2 separate regions of the Homo sapiens genome follow, and region 1 is linked to region 2. A link is an interaction called in ENCODE POLR2A ChIA-PET data of the cell type or tissue named here. Cell type or tissue: CD4-positive, alpha-beta T cell. All regions are shown on one strand. Links, peaks and the distances in the headings refer to the core of each region. The heading gives the core; the rest is flanking DNA.

Region 1 (7,857 bases), core at 1,796-5,795, 84 kb after region 2:
GAAAAAAGACAAATTACCTTCAAAGAAGCAACAATAAGACTAAAATTAGACTTCCCAGCAGACACAGTGGAAGCCAAAGAAAATAACTGTTAACCTAGAGTTCTATATATAGCAAGAATACATTCAAGAATAAGGAGTGAAGATATTTTCAAACAAAACAGTAAGTTCAATGCCAGAAGACCTGCACTAAAGAATGTACTTTGGGAAGAAAAATTACCTCTAATGGGAAGTATAAGATGCAAGAAGGATTGGAGAGCAGAAATTAATTAAATAGAAAAGATACATATAGTAGAGTAGATGGACAAATGTAAAATTGATCCTTTGAAAAGTCTAATGAAATTGACAAATCTGATGGACAATTGATCATAAAAAGAAAGGGAAGGTGCAAATAAACAATGTTTGGAATAATAAGGGGAAGTAGCTATAAGTGTGCATAATTAAATATATAGTAAGAAGATACCAATAGCAACTTCAGTGCAGCAAACCGAAAATCTGATTTCTTTGAAAATATATAGTAGCAGTCTAAAACAAATCCAAAAATAGCCACCTTATTAATCTTATTACCTTAAGTTGTTAATCAAATTCATAGGTAAAAATCTTCTCATAAAGTAATAATCAGGCTTAGTTGACTTTGCTAATGAATTCTACCAAAATTTAATAAAAAACTTCCAATGTTACAAAACTATTTATAGTATACCTTATGGAAGACTAACAATTTCCTAACTCTTATTATGAAACTAGCATAACCTTGATACCTCTCTTAAGGAAGGAAAATCACAAGCCAATTTCACTCATGTATCTCCTGTAGATACAAAAATTCTAAACCAAATAATAGTACAACAAAACCAGCAAAGTTGGGTTTTACTGAAGAATGCATGTGTTGCTTAATAATAGAGAAAAATAAATTCACCACATTAACAGATTCAAAGAGAGATGCTATGGACTGAATGTTTGTGTCTCCCCTTCTCAATTCATCTGTTGAAATCCTAGTCTCCGATGTGAGGGTATTTGGAGATGGAGCCTTTAGGAGATAATTAGGTCATGCGGGTTGTATCTTCCTGATAAGATTAGTGCCCCTATAAGAAGAGACACAAGAGAGCTTGCCTCCTCTGTCTCTGTCCCTCCTCTATGTGAGGATACAGCAAGAAGGGGGCCATTCAGAAAAAGGGCCCTCACCAGACACCAGTTCTACCAGTGCCTTGAATTTGGACTTCCAGTCTCCATAACTGTGAGAAATAAATGTTTGTTGTTTAAACCACCTATTCTATGTCATTCTGTCACAGCAGCCCAAACTGACTAAGATGAGGGAAATACTATAATTATTTTAAAAGATGCAAAAAGTGATAAAATTTAACATCTATTAATGCTAGTAGCTATTAGGAAAATAATGTTAGAAGGGAGCTTCCTTTATCTAATAAGGAATATCGAAATAAATACAAAAATAATAAAAATTTCCTAAGGCAAAGATTGTACTTTATAGAGGAATGTCAATCCTGCTCACTACTTCTAGTCATTCTACTAGATAGCACAGTAAGTCAAGAGAAAGAAATACGACGTGTAAAGATTTCAAAGGAAGGAATAAATCTATTATCAGTTGCAGATGCCATATTTCTGACCTAGAAAACTCAAATGAGACTACAAACAAATTATTAGAATTAATTAGATAATGTAATGAGTTTGCTGAGTGCAAATCAACATAAAAAATTAATTGCATTTCTGTATCCTAGCAATAGTTAGAAGTTGTATATTTAAAATTCATGTCATTTGCAATAGCATAAAAATAAGGTAGCTACAAATAAATCTAATAAAATTATAGAAGACTTTTATGTTAATATTATAAAACTTTTATTGAAAGACATTAATGAAGACCTTTTCTCAAAATTGACCTTTACCTTGAATGCAAACAATTAGCCTCAGTTTTGTTTTTATTTTGATGGAATTTGGCACAATGTATATGAACCAGCAAAAGGCCAAATAAAGCCAGAATATTCCTGAAGAAGAAAAGATTCAGAATGACTATGAAGCTATGGTAATTAAGAAATTATAGTATAGGATTGGTGAAGATATACAAAAATATAAATCACTAATACAGAAAAAAGAACACATAAACAAACCCACATATATATTTATACTGCAGCACAACAGTGTAGATCAATAAGGAAAATAAGGTCTTTCAATGAAATAATCATTTGGATAATATGAATTATTTTCCCTATTTGCATTAAAAATGAAACTGGGTCCCTGTGTCATGTCAAAAACAAAATTCATTGCAGATGAATTTTCATATTTCAAATGTTCAAGTGAAAACTATAAAAGAGTTAGAAGACCATTTAAGATACTTATTTTTGCCATGGGCAGGGAAGGATTCTTAAATAATTCAGAAGAAATGCAAATTGTAAAGAAAAATATTCATTAAATTGTTTATTTTAAAATTGAGAATTTCTCTTCATAAAAAACAGTATAAAGAAAGTGAAATTAAACCACAAGCTGGAAGAAAAAAATCATAGGAATAGAACAGATAGAGAATTAATATCCAGCATATGTTAGGTTGGTGCAAAAGTAACTGCGGTTTTTGCCATTACTTTTGCCATTAAAAGTAATGGCAAAAACCACAATAGATTTTGCACCAAGCTAATATAAAGGACTGTTACAAATTAATGCATAAGAGACAACTCAAGATAAAAACAGGAAAAGACTTTCAGGTATTCAATAAAAAAATGGTCATTATGAAAAGATTTTCAATTTCAGAAAGTCAGGGAAATAAAAATTAAAATATAATGAGATATTTCACTTAATTCCCGTTAGGATGGCTAGTATCAAGAAACAAACAAAACTAGATAATAACAAATGTTGACAAGGATGTGGATAAACTGGAATCCTTGTGCACTGATTGTGAGAATGTAAAATGATATGGGCACTGTGCAAAACAATATGGCATTTCCTCAAAAAAAATTAAACAGAATTACCTTATGATCCAGCAATTCCACTTCTGGATATGTACCCAAAAGAACTGAAAGTAGGATCTCAAACAGATATTTGTACACGCATGTTATGGCAGCATTATTCACAGTAGCCTTAGGATGGAAGCAACACCAGTGTCCCTCAATGGATGAATGGATTAGCAAAATATGGTATATTTATACGATGGAGTTTTATTTACTCTTAAAGAAGAAGGAAATTCTGACACATGTTGCAACAAGGATGAACCTTGAGGACAGTATGTTAAGGGAAACAAGCCTATCACAAAATGAAACATACTGTGAGTCCAGTTCTGTGAGGTACTTAGAGTAGTCAAATTCATTGAGACAGAAAGTAGAATGAATGAATGGTGGTTGCCAGGGGCTGGAGGGAAGAGAGGAAGGGGAGGTATAATGGGTACAGAGTTTCAGTTTGGCAAGTTGAAAAGCATTCTAGAGATGCGTGGTTGTGATGGTTGCACATCAGTGTGAATGTGCTCGATGTCCTTGAAGTGTACACCTAAAATGGTTATGATAGCAAATTTTATGAGATGTATATTTTGCCACAATTCCTAAAAAAAAAGAGATATTTCATATTGATCAGAATGGCAAACTTTTAAAAGTTTGGACAATAGCTAGTGATAGTGAATATGTGGAGCAACCCTAAGTCTTATATACTGCTGTGGGAGCATAAGGTTCAATAACTTTGGGAAAACCATTTGCCATCACCTTATAAACTAAATATCTCTATACCTGATGGCTCAGATCTTCCATTCTAGGTATTGATCTTAAAGCGACTCTTGCACATATACACAAGGACATGCTAGCCCTGTTGATAATGGCAACACAAACACACTGAAAATAACCCATATATGCCTCAACAGTGGAATGGATAAATACATTGTATATATTCATAAGCTGAATTATTGCATAACAATAATACATGACTGAATTGCAGGAACACAAAATTGACTAGACAAAACACATGACAAAACAAAACATATTCTGTTTGGGATATTCTGTTACAGGTTGAGTATCCCTTATCTAAAATGTTTGGGACCAGCTCTGTTTCAGATTTTGGATTTTTTTGAATTTTGGAATATTTGCATATACATAATGAGATATCTTGTGGTTGAGACCCGAGTCTAAAACAAAATTTATTTATGTTTCATATATACTGTATACACATAGTCTGAAAGTATCTTTATACAATATTTTAAATAATTTTGTGCATAAAACAAAGTTTGCGTTACTTACATGGGGAATTTTCCATTTATGATATCATGTTGGTGTTCAAAAAGTGTTGGATTTTGGAGCATTTTGGATTTGGGATTTCAGATTTTTGGATTAGGGATGTTTAATCTGTGTATTCAAAAGTCCACAAAATATGCTCTGTGAGACTGTAAAATGAATGTTGTAAAACTATACTGATAAGGAAGGGAATGAAATGAGAAACTCTGGGCAGGGAGCAGGGAGGGAGTCGAGACACAGAGAAACCCCTGGGGGTTTAAAAGGTAGTGGTAATGTTTTATTTATTAAACCTGAGGGTTAGTACATTGTTGTTTACTGGATTTTCTATACCTCAAACCTGTTTCATAAATATTAATTTATATATTTTCAATATTTAACAAAGTTTCTTCAACACTGGCCCACGGGTGTGTTGGAAGATACATCAGGAAGTAACCAACTATAGGCACGAGTATGCGTTTACATTACCCACAGCTATGTGTACATACGTGTAATGTAGATACATGTTCTTTCCTTTTCAAGACAGGCATTTTTACAAAACGGTAGGGAAAAAACCTTCCAGAAGGGTCCACTTAAGAGGGAATTTGAAAGTACAAGGGAGAGAATTTGGTGGTAATCCATGGTGAAGCTTCATGAGAAGGTGTGTGGGCAGAGGATCCAAGCTCAGGTGGAGGCACAGGCCTTAGAGAAGGGAAGAACAGGCCCAGGTATAGCTGGGGAGCAGGTGTTTGCTGGATAGAAATGAAGTGTGGGAGTTGCCTTCCAGTGGATTCTGGTTTTCTCTGTAAAGCAGAAGGCAAGGGTGTTTTCCGAGAATGAGGGATTGGATACAAAATCTTTTCAGAAATGATTAAAACTTTGGAAATGAGAACAAGGTCATTGGACCTTGTTCTTGGGAAGGAGACACTGGGAAGGCTATATAGAACATGAGGATTCCAAGTCAAGTTGGTCTGTCTTAACTTCCTGGTAGTTCCTGGTCTGAGACTCTTCTGACATCAGAGATCTGAGAGCACAGTGGGTCAGAGTCTACAGGGAGGGTAGGAAAATGAACCCTGGGATAAGTGTTGGCATTGATCACAGGGAGAGACCTTTGGGAACTGGGTTATAGTCAAGTGGGTCATGGCTCTGAGTTGAATAAGTAGCTGGACACTGCTGAGAGAGTCAAGGCAGGGTGGAGGCTTAACAGCTCAGAAGAAACAAACGCATATGGCTGAATCAATTAATTGCTGAAATAGATGAGTTGTATGTTCTATCAGGCTGCCAAGAAAGGAGATTTCTTCCTAATGACAATAGGTAAAGCTGTTTCCAACAGTGCTGAGAAGGTGCTAAGATTTTAGAGAAATGCAGAGTTTTGGAGGAAGTACAAAGTGTTCTGCTATTTGCAAAATTATTGTGTCTGATACATAAGCTTCTTTGCAGTGGCTTTGAAGATCGAATTCATTTGTCCAAGCAAAAGTATTTAATTCTGTTGTGCTGCAGTTTATAAAATATTTACGTTGTTATTCTACATATACACATCGCTTACAATCCAGTTGCATTTCTCTCTGATGCACTTTCAATAAGATTTGGACTCCTGACAATGTCATCCAAGCCAATTGTTAGGGGAAAGAATCACAGAATCACTGCAGCTCACAAAGCCCCCGGGATGTCAAACCATCCATCCTGTTGTCTTCAGGCAGAATAGAACCCAAACTAGCCCAAATAAAGAGACTTGTCTCCTAAGCATGAAAAATCAAGAAAGACAAGCTGACCAATCTTTCTTAATTTTCAGCTATCCTCCTCGAAATCAGAATGTCCTGAATAACCCACTTTCCTCCTACTGTAATTACTGTGTTTCTTAGAATGTGGTATTTAAACAGAAAATCCCAAAGTCGCTGACAAAGGACTCTGAGTTCCAAATGTGTGAAAGTGAATTAGAAGCTAGTTAAGGCAGTGTGGTATAAAGGAAAAATAATGAAGTAGGAGTCAGGGGCAGTGTCTGCTGTTTCTGTCCACATGTCCACATTGCCTATAAAAACTCGGAGGGGTCAAGGGCTTATCATCCTTTCCTACTCAGTGTCCTTACCACATTAGGATAGTAAATGCTTTCTTCCCCTACCTCCAAGGGTTTATCTGAGGATTAAGCAATAATGCCTAAGAGTTTTTGAAAAGTAGAAAGCATGGTATGTAGATAAAGATTTAAAACAATCCATCACCATGGGCTGGGTGATGACTGCCATCAGAAACCCACCTTCTTTTACTATAGCACTGAAAACTGTCTGCAAATTGGCTTTTATTTTTCCTTCTGAGACTAAAAGCAATTGGTATCCTATTGATAATGCTTGGTTGTTCAAGGGTGGATTGCTGAGTGTGCAGGGTTTTCACAGTTCCTTGCTTGGTCTTCCATCTCCCTCCCGCCTGGTTTTGTCATTTCACTGCTCATTTACATGTCCACTTGAGTGCGCTTCCACAACTGACCTACTCAGTCCCCGGAAAGGACTTGTGCTTCCCACGTCTGCATCTTTGCTCTTGCCTTCCCTCTCTCGTAAATTGCACCCTTCTCTTCCCCTCTGCCGGCCTTTAGGAGACACTGCTCCTGCACAGCAGCTCCAGCTGGCCATGCTATGAGACACCACCTGTCTCCCGTCCCAAAAGCCTTCTTGAACACATTCGATAGCACTAATCACTTGCCTTGTTTTGGAAGCTGTCATTTTCCATTCATACGTCCTGTCTCCTCAACAAAGATAATAAATTTATTGAGGGTATGGACAATGCATTTTTTTTGCCTTTTCCTCAGCAAAAGACACGTGACTTGTAAATATTCAGTACTGTAAAGAGTTAATTGGCGGGGTGCAGTGGCTCACACCTGTAATCCCAGCACTTTGGGAGGCCGAGGCAGGTGGATCATGAGGTTAAGAGATCAAGATCATCCTGGCCAACATGGTGGAACTCCACCTCTACTAAAAATACAAAAATTAGGTGGGCGTGCTGGCACGCGCCTGTAGTCCCTGCTACTTGGGAGGCTGAGGCAGGAGAATTGCTTGAACCCGGGAGGCGGAGGTTGCAGTGAGCCAAGATTGTGCCACTGCACTCCAGCCTGGCGACAGAGCGAGATTCCATCTCAAAAAAAAAAAAAATAGTTAATTGATATGAATAAAAAGAAAAGTGCAAGACATTCAGAGTGGGGTATTTTTTTGGGGTGAGATGTGAAAACAAAGAAGGAACAAATTGGTTTGGAAATTCTGAATTCAATTTTTCCATGGCATCCCTATCTTTAATTATGTTGGATAATTCATCATAGTATTTATTTGTGGCTTAATTTATTGTGTGAATAAAGTGTGTGCTGCATAATCAGTGAGAGAGGTGAGGGGGGCATGTTAGGTTTCAGTAGTCTGAAATCAGAGCAATAGCATTTTGCTTCTAAATGACTAGGATTTAAAAAAATATATGGTACTCATAAAACCACACTGCAACCACTCTGGGAACCATTAAAATAGCCACAATGCAGGACAGACATTGCTCTGCCTGTTACCTGCCAGCAGCAATTACATGTTGGATTCGTCAAGCCTCTAGAAGCCTAGCACTTTAATACGGGGTTGCATATTTGTCACATGACACCGACACCTCGGTTATGGTGAATCTGTTAGGCAGCAAAGCAATGGTTTAGGATACT
Region 2 (7,857 bases), core at 1,333-5,332:
GTTCCGTGCTTGTGCACAAGTGTTGTGTTCTCTCAGTAAGAGGTAAGGGAGCTGACGACTCGCCACCCTGTCCTCAGAGCAGGGGCCTGTGGGTGACAGGACCATGAGGAGAACCATTTTCAGAGGTTACACAGAGAAAGAGGAAAACTTCAGGGATCGTATTACCAGAATGATGACAAGTGCACACACACACACACACACACACAGCAAAATAAAAATGTAAAGAAGCCTGGAAGACAGATCATTTATGTCATTTATATACCTGGAATAGGTACATTTTAGAACCTAGGGCAGAGGTCAGAATATAAATGGTTATCACACAATGCTTCACATTATCTGTGCTCATCTTGTGGGCACATACGTCCATTCTTAGGTGGTTCTTCCCATGGATGCCCCCCACGTACTCCTGACCTGTTGCAGATCATGTGTTCCACTGGAAGGCCAGCGTGGGCCCAGGAGGATGGGGCCCCTGGGGTCTAGTCCTGGTTGTTGGTTTCCAGGAGCTCTCCATCTCTTGGCTTTCCTTTGACTTCACCTACAACCCCTCAGCCTCCTATGCTGGCTGCCCTTCCTCCTGACCTTGACCGGTAGATTGAAGACTGCTGTGAAGGACTTGGTCCTGGTCATTTCTCCTCGTTGTCCATATTCTGTTTCTGCAGAAGACCTTGGTGCCATGAATGTATATATTTCTAGATGTCTTAAATTCATAAATCGTAAGTTTCTTTTTCATATTCCAGACCTAAATAAATAACTGCCTCCTTGATGTCTTAATTTGCATGTATAATTTCCCTCTCCAATGTAAAACATCTAAAGGTGAGGTCTTGACGCATCCCAACTTGTTTAACCCCTTGTCTTCCCTTTCTCAGTAAAGGGCGACACCTACCTGCCTAGTTGCTTGAGCTTGGCATTGGCTGCTTATTTCTCATGTTTTATTGATGACTAATTCCTGCTGATTCTATCATCTAAACATACCTCCTCAGTTCTCCTCACCTCCTCTCCACTCTATCTCTACTGACTCTACCTTTCTCTGGCCCAAGTCACCATCATCTTTTCCCCAGACGACTGCAATTTCCTGGTCTTTCTATTTCTTCTTCTACCTCTTCATAATTCATTCCCCTCCCAGCCTCTAAGTAAATCACATCACGTCTCTCCTCTGCTTGAAAACCATCATTGGCTTCATACCGCCCTTAAGATAAAACCTGAACACCTCACCCTATAAGATGGTACCCTTGCTAATTCTTCAATCTTATCTTGCACCTCCCTTTCCCTTGCCCATTCTCCTCCCAGCGCACGGCCTTCTTTTTGACCTTGAACACCCATGACCTTTCTAGCTCAGGGCTTTTGCACTTGTCAGTCTGGAATGCTCTTCCCTGCATTTGGCACTGTGGCCCCATTCTCTTATCTATTTTTGAGACAGAATCTCCCTCTGTCACCCAGGCTGGAGTGCAGTGGTACAATCTCGGCTCACTGCAACCTCCACCTCCCAGGTTAAAGCGATCCTCCTGCCTCAACCTCCCAAGTAGCTGGGACTACACGTGCCCTCCACCATGCCCAGATAATTTTTGCATTTTTAGTAGAGACAGAGTTTTGCCATGTTGGTCAGACTGGTCTTGAACTCCTAACCTCAGGTGATCCACCTGCCTCAGCCTCCCAAAGTGCTGGGATTACAGGCATGAGCCACCGTGCCAGGCTCCATTCTCCTCTTTGGATTGTCAGTTGAAATACTACCTCTTCAGAGGGAACTTTTCCAGCTACCCTTGCAAAGTTGAGTCCCCAAGTTCATTTCTGACATGGCATCCCATTTATCCTCCTCAAGGCATTTACTGCAATATGGAATTATTTTCCTTATTGTCTACTGTTAAAATTTTCTGTCTATAATGTAATTTATTACATGAAAATGTATGCTTATCAAAGCAGATATTTTGTATAGATCACTGCTAAATCCTCAGCACCTGGCACCATGCTGGCACTCAGTAGCTGCTCAATATATACTTTTTAAATAAATGAATGATTGCTATGACCATGGCAAACATCTGAATCTGGATACAACAACAAAAAATAACAACAAAATCTGTGCTGGCATGAAATTGGTGCTTGGTGAATGCTGGGGAAAAATCCCCTGCCATTGGAAGCCACTTGGCAGTGTTTATGGATGGAGCTGTGTCTTCCTTCACCTGGGAACTGGCATTTCTGAAGGTGTGATTGTACTCATCCTTAACATACGCTTGGGGGGAATGATCTAGGCATAGGGTTTTTCTTAAGCTAAGAAATGAGTCTATTTCACAAAAGAACTAAAAACAGAACTCTGATTCATGAATTTGCCAATGGCTTGTCCTTCTCAGGGGAACCTCCCTGGGCACAGTGAAACCCTTCTTGGGGCACGACCTCATGCTTGATGTGAAGGTCATCACAGAACATCAGCTCTGCCTGAAGGGTGGCCGGCAGCCCAGTCAGGCTTAACCCGAGGGGTACTCAAACGGAGGTTCTTGACACCTTATCAGGGTGTGTACGCTTCTGCAGAACGAAGGTTCCTTCCCATGCTTTGCCAGGATTGGTTTTGAAGAATTACTGACCTAGTTGACAGTCTCGTGAATAAAAATGGCAATGATGAAAACAAACCTGCAAATGAATCATTCATTATGAATTTGAAAACAAAAACAAAAAGAATCAGGGGTTAGTCAATTTATGACTCAGAAAATAATGACAGATAACTGGATAAGGGTAAAGTGACAGATAACTGGATGGGGGTAAAGAGTATCTTCTATAGTGTATTTGCTGTTGGTTTCCTTTTTTTTCTTTTCTTTCAAAAAGATTTTTTAAACAGAGCAACTTTTGTGTGGAGTCTAAATGGCTTAATTACATAGTCTGTAAGTGAGAAAACTCCGCTGGATGACTCCATGTACTTGCTTTCTCTCCCTTCACGGAAACATGCAAGGTGAGAGAAAGGAGTGGAAATGAGACAGGCAAGCATGAGATGGGCAAGCTGGCTGCTTTCCTGTTGTGATGTGGTTTGGAGAAAAAAGAACAAAAGCCCTTTACTCAAGCTGTAACTCCCAGCCAGTCAGCATCAAAGGCCCAAGAAGCTATTAACCACAAATTAATTAACCCCTTGCTTTAGAGAACTAAGGACCTTTCTGAGGCCCTACGTGCCTAGCTAGGCTTAACTTTCACCTCATCATGAACTTTTCCTTATTTTAGTACTAAAAATCATGCCCACAGGTGGAGATTTAAGATGCTAATGAGACATATGTTGTATGAAGCAGCATCTTAAGCCACCGTACATGTGCCCGAAAAACCTCACCTCTACATGCCCTGACTTCCCCTTACTGCAGACCTCCACAAAGGGAACCCACACCTTGACTTTGGAGAGCAACCCACTTCCTTTCTTGGTGTTTGGTCCCTTATGTCCATAAGCTTTCATAAAATCTTTCTCTTTGCTACTGTATGCTGTGATCTCTTTTGATTTCTATCCTGGGGGATCAAAAAAGCCCACAGGGCGTTGGTGCCAGAAATCAGCTGTGCAAGCACAGAAAGGGAGCAGAGGCTGTTGCCTGGCTCAACTGGTGAGGAGCAAGACTGGAGAATGAGCATGCAGTGAGTTCTAATACTAGCACATTTCTTACCCACTCAACACCTGATCCCTTCCCGACACATCCAGGAGCCTTGGTTCTCTCCTTCCTCCAACTCTCTGAGAGTGAATGCTGCTGAGAACCACTGTGGTTTTAAAATACTCCGTGCAATACAAAGAACTCTCAGATGCATCCTGTGGTTTGAGAGCACCTTTATGTGTCATTCTCATCATTAACCTCAATGAATGCATACTAATGATCTAATATGCACCAGAAGCTACACAAAAACACTTTGTAGTTGTTAGCCAATTCATTTTGGCTACAGCCAGCCAGAAAAGAGGAAACTGAGGCACAGAGAAGCAAATGTCAACCCTACCTGGAAGTGTCAGTCTGAAAAGATCAGTTGAGTCTTCCTCTACCAGACCCCAACTTGTCTGGTCTCGTGAAGAAAGACAGAAATGGATGGAAAACCATTCTTATCACCTTCTTGCTGGAGAGTTAGGGAAGAGTCAGCTGGTCCCTAACAACAAACTTTGCCCTACTCCAGTACTGCCAAAGGGGTCTTTGTTGTAACATGGCCTACAAGGAGAGGACATCTTTCTGGGAAAGCACCTAGAATGTGGCTGGCACATATTCAATGCCCAGTAAATGTAGCTATTATTTTTTCAATCAACACTCTTACATACCCCTTTTCCACTCACCCTCTTCTCCCTTTTTTTGGTCACCCAATAAGCAGAAATTCCAGATGCATCCTTCGGGGTGGTTGGGAGCAAAGGATCCCCAGGGTGCACTGTGCCCTGGGCTGAGGTATCTCTGAGGTGCTTCCATCTTCTGGGTCCTTCCTCACTGGGGTTGTTGCCTCAGGCTCTCAGGACTCCCCTGGAAATCTTCTGATGGGAAAGGCATTGATTGACTTGCCACCCTTTCTCTACCATCCCTTTGCAATTCTGGGAGAGTTGCAGCCCCGCCCTCCCAGGCTTGCAAAGGTAGACGGAGAATTATATTGGAATTTAAATCGGAAGCTCTCAAGGCATCTCAAAAATACTTTCTCTATTTTTTTTTTCCTGTAGATATTGGAGAGGTTGGCAAACGGGTCTTCCTGAAGACAGAAGAATGTATGATTTAATGTTTTCTTTAGATTTCTGTATGAGTGGATGCACAGTGCTCCGTATTGTGTGGTGGGGCGGGGTGTGTCTTCTTATTGATGAAATACACTGCGCAGGTCAACTCGGTAAATTGAAATGAGAAGAGCCGACTGCGGGGGTGGAGGGGGTGTGGTATTAGGGTGCCGGCGCTTGTGGAGGGGGGCGCGAATGTGAACGTGTGAAAGCGAGAGGCGTGCCAGGAGAGCGCGGGAAAGCTTACTGGTGAGGCAAGTGTGCGTCTATTTCCATGGCGCCCTGGCTCGCGGCAGCCCCTGGCTGGGCGAGGGGTGTGATGTGGGAGTGGGGTGGGAGGGGGCAGCAGGCGGGGCCTGCCACGTCACTTGGAGAGTGTGTGTTGGGAAGGAAGGGCAGAGCGGAGAGCCGAGCCGCTGCAGCTGCGGCGGCGGCAGCGAAGCCTTGAGCCGTGGGGAGGTGGGTCCCCGCGCTCGGGCGCCGGGGCAGCCCCGGGCCCTCTGCGAGGCCTGCGGCGCGGCTCCTAGGGAGGAGGTGGCGGCTGTGGCGGCCGGAACCGCGACCTTGGCCGGACCCAGCCCCGCGGTGGACGCAGGGCGGAGGCCGAGCCCCGCCAGGAGTCTTTGCCGAGCCGGAGGGAGGCGCATCTGGCGCTTCGGTACCAGCGGCAGCCGGGGGTCCGGAGCGGCTGGAGGAGCGCAGTGGGAACTGGGAAGAGCTAGCCCGGCTGGAGGGCGGACCTCTGCGTCCGGGAGCCGGGTCTCAGGCACCGCTGGGGGCGAAGCCACGCGTCTTTTCGGGCAGCCAATTTCACACGCGCCTGTGTGCGGTTCCGGGCATCCCAGTAAGCTCTAGCACCCGGGCGCGGGTAACGGGAAGCGCAGAACCAAATCCCCAGCGCCCAGGTCACCTCCCCAGACCCAGCCTTGCAGGGACCAGGGCTTTAGGGCTCACGGACCCAACGGCCAGGTCAGACCGCGAACCGGGAGGAGCGCGGGCCCCACCCTAAAGAGGGCGCAGCCGGGAGCTGGGGAGCGGGTGCCGCGCTCCAGAGATTGTGTCGTGGGCGCCGTCCTAGTGGCGGGGAGCGCACCTCCGAGGGGGCATGAGATCGGAGAAATCCCTTACGCTGGCGGCGCCGGGGGAGGTCCGTGGGCCGGAGGGAGAGCAACAGGATGCGGGAGACTTCCCGGAGGCCGGCGGGGGCGGGGGCTGCTGTAGTAGCGAGCGGCTGGTGATCAATATCTCCGGGCTGCGCTTTGAGACACAATTGCGCACCCTGTCGCTGTTTCCGGACACGCTGCTCGGAGACCCTGGCCGGCGAGTCCGCTTCTTCGACCCCCTGAGGAACGAGTACTTCTTCGACCGCAACCGGCCCAGCTTCGACGCCATCCTCTACTACTACCAGTCTGGGGGCCGCCTGCGGAGGCCGGTCAACGTGCCCCTGGACATTTTCCTGGAGGAGATCCGCTTCTACCAGCTGGGGGACGAGGCCCTGGCGGCCTTCCGGGAGGACGAGGGCTGCCTGCCCGAAGGTGGCGAGGACGAGAAGCCGCTGCCCTCCCAGCCCTTCCAGCGCCAGGTGTGGCTGCTCTTTGAGTACCCAGAGAGCTCTGGGCCGGCCAGGGGCATCGCCATCGTCTCCGTGTTGGTCATTCTCATCTCCATAGTCATCTTTTGCCTGGAGACCTTACCCCAGTTCCGTGTAGATGGTCGAGGTGGAAACAATGGTGGTGTGAGTCGAGTCTCCCCAGTTTCCAGGGGGAGTCAGGAGGAAGAGGAGGATGAAGACGATTCCTACACATTTCATCATGGCATCACCCCTGGGGAAATGGGGACCGGGGGCTCCTCCTCACTCAGTACTCTTGGGGGCTCCTTCTTTACAGACCCCTTCTTTCTGGTGGAGACGCTGTGCATTGTCTGGTTCACTTTTGAGCTCCTGGTGCGCTTCTCCGCCTGCCCTAGCAAGCCGGCCTTCTTCCGGAACATCATGAACATCATTGACTTGGTGGCTATCTTCCCCTACTTCATCACCCTGGGCACTGAGCTGGTGCAGCAGCAGGAGCAGCAACCAGCCAGTGGAGGAGGCGGCCAGAATGGGCAGCAGGCCATGTCCCTGGCCATCCTCCGAGTCATCCGCCTGGTCCGGGTGTTCCGCATCTTCAAGCTCTCCCGCCACTCCAAGGGGCTGCAGATCCTGGGCAAGACCTTGCAGGCCTCCATGAGGGAGCTGGGGCTGCTCATCTTCTTCCTCTTCATCGGGGTCATCCTCTTCTCCAGTGCCGTCTACTTCGCAGAGGCTGACGATGACGATTCGCTTTTTCCCAGCATCCCGGATGCCTTCTGGTGGGCAGTGGTTACAATGACCACGGTAGGTTACGGGGACATGTACCCCATGACTGTGGGGGGAAAGATCGTGGGCTCGCTGTGTGCCATCGCTGGGGTCCTCACCATTGCCCTGCCTGTGCCCGTCATCGTCTCCAACTTCAACTACTTCTACCACCGGGAGACGGAGCAGGAGGAGCAAGGCCAGTATACCCACGTCACTTGTGGGCAGCCTGCGCCGGACCTGAGGGCAACTGACAACGGACTTGGCAAGCCTGACTTCCCCGAGGCTAACCGGGAACGGAGACCCAGCTACCTTCCTACACCACATCGGGCCTATGCAGAGAAAAGAATGCTCACGGAGGTCTGACCCATGCAGGCAGGGCCTGCAGGAGGGGAGCACTGAGCTAACAGTCTCTTAGGCTTCCTTCTCATTTCCACTACTCACTCTAGCTTCAGTTGACTTCTTGACTCTCTCCCCTACACCCACTACCTGGCATCCAGGACCAAATACCTGGACTATCAACCTTGTTGCTTAATCCCTGCAGCATTCAAGGTTAATCCATCTAAGTGACATTTTTGAAATTCCAGCGGTGCCACCCAATCATGCCCAGCTTCTGTCATATGAATGAGATATACATTTATGTCTGACCTTCCCTCAAGACTGATTTTTCATGTCTGGGACTTACAATATCTCAAGGAACAGCAATGTCAACAGGATGGAAACCAGCCCTATCTGAGTCTTCGCTCCCTCCTTAGTGTTCTTTGCTTTGGGTCATGTGCGTTTCCTAGCTTCAGGCTACTTGGTAACTGGAAGAAGCTGGAGGACAGAAGCAGTACTCAAC

What was found. Peaks named below come from ENCODE experiments on the same cell type or tissue, not always from the same donor. Only the 100,000 strongest peaks of a DNase experiment are listed, where the experiment ranks them.
Region 1: POLR2A ChIA-PET joins it to region 2 with 6 read pairs; 2 of 35 experiments call an interaction of 5 or more read pairs at or near these places.

The regions. Positions count from the first base shown.
Region 1 is chr12:4,887,400-4,895,256 of GRCh38, forward strand. No RefSeq gene overlaps it. Among named protein-coding and RNA genes, the nearest start is that of KCNA1, 19 kb to the right of the region's middle. In CD4-positive, alpha-beta T cell, for the core only: no CTCF peak of the experiment used is centred there; no DNase peak of the experiment used is centred there.
Region 2 is chr12:4,804,250-4,812,106 of GRCh38, forward strand. KCNA6 (potassium voltage-gated channel subfamily A member 6) reads left to right here and starts at 5,085. Exons shown (of 1, transcript NM_002235.5): 1 at 5,085-7,857. The coding sequence starts at 5,793. The coding sequence ends at 7,382. It overlaps KCNA6-AS1 (KCNA6 antisense RNA 1), which reads right to left. Exons shown (of 3, transcript NR_199077.1): 3 at 236-2,619. In CD4-positive, alpha-beta T cell, for the core only: no CTCF peak of the experiment used is centred there; DNase peaks (open chromatin) are centred at 3,012, 3,752 and 4,962; H3K4me3 peaks cover 1,133 bases.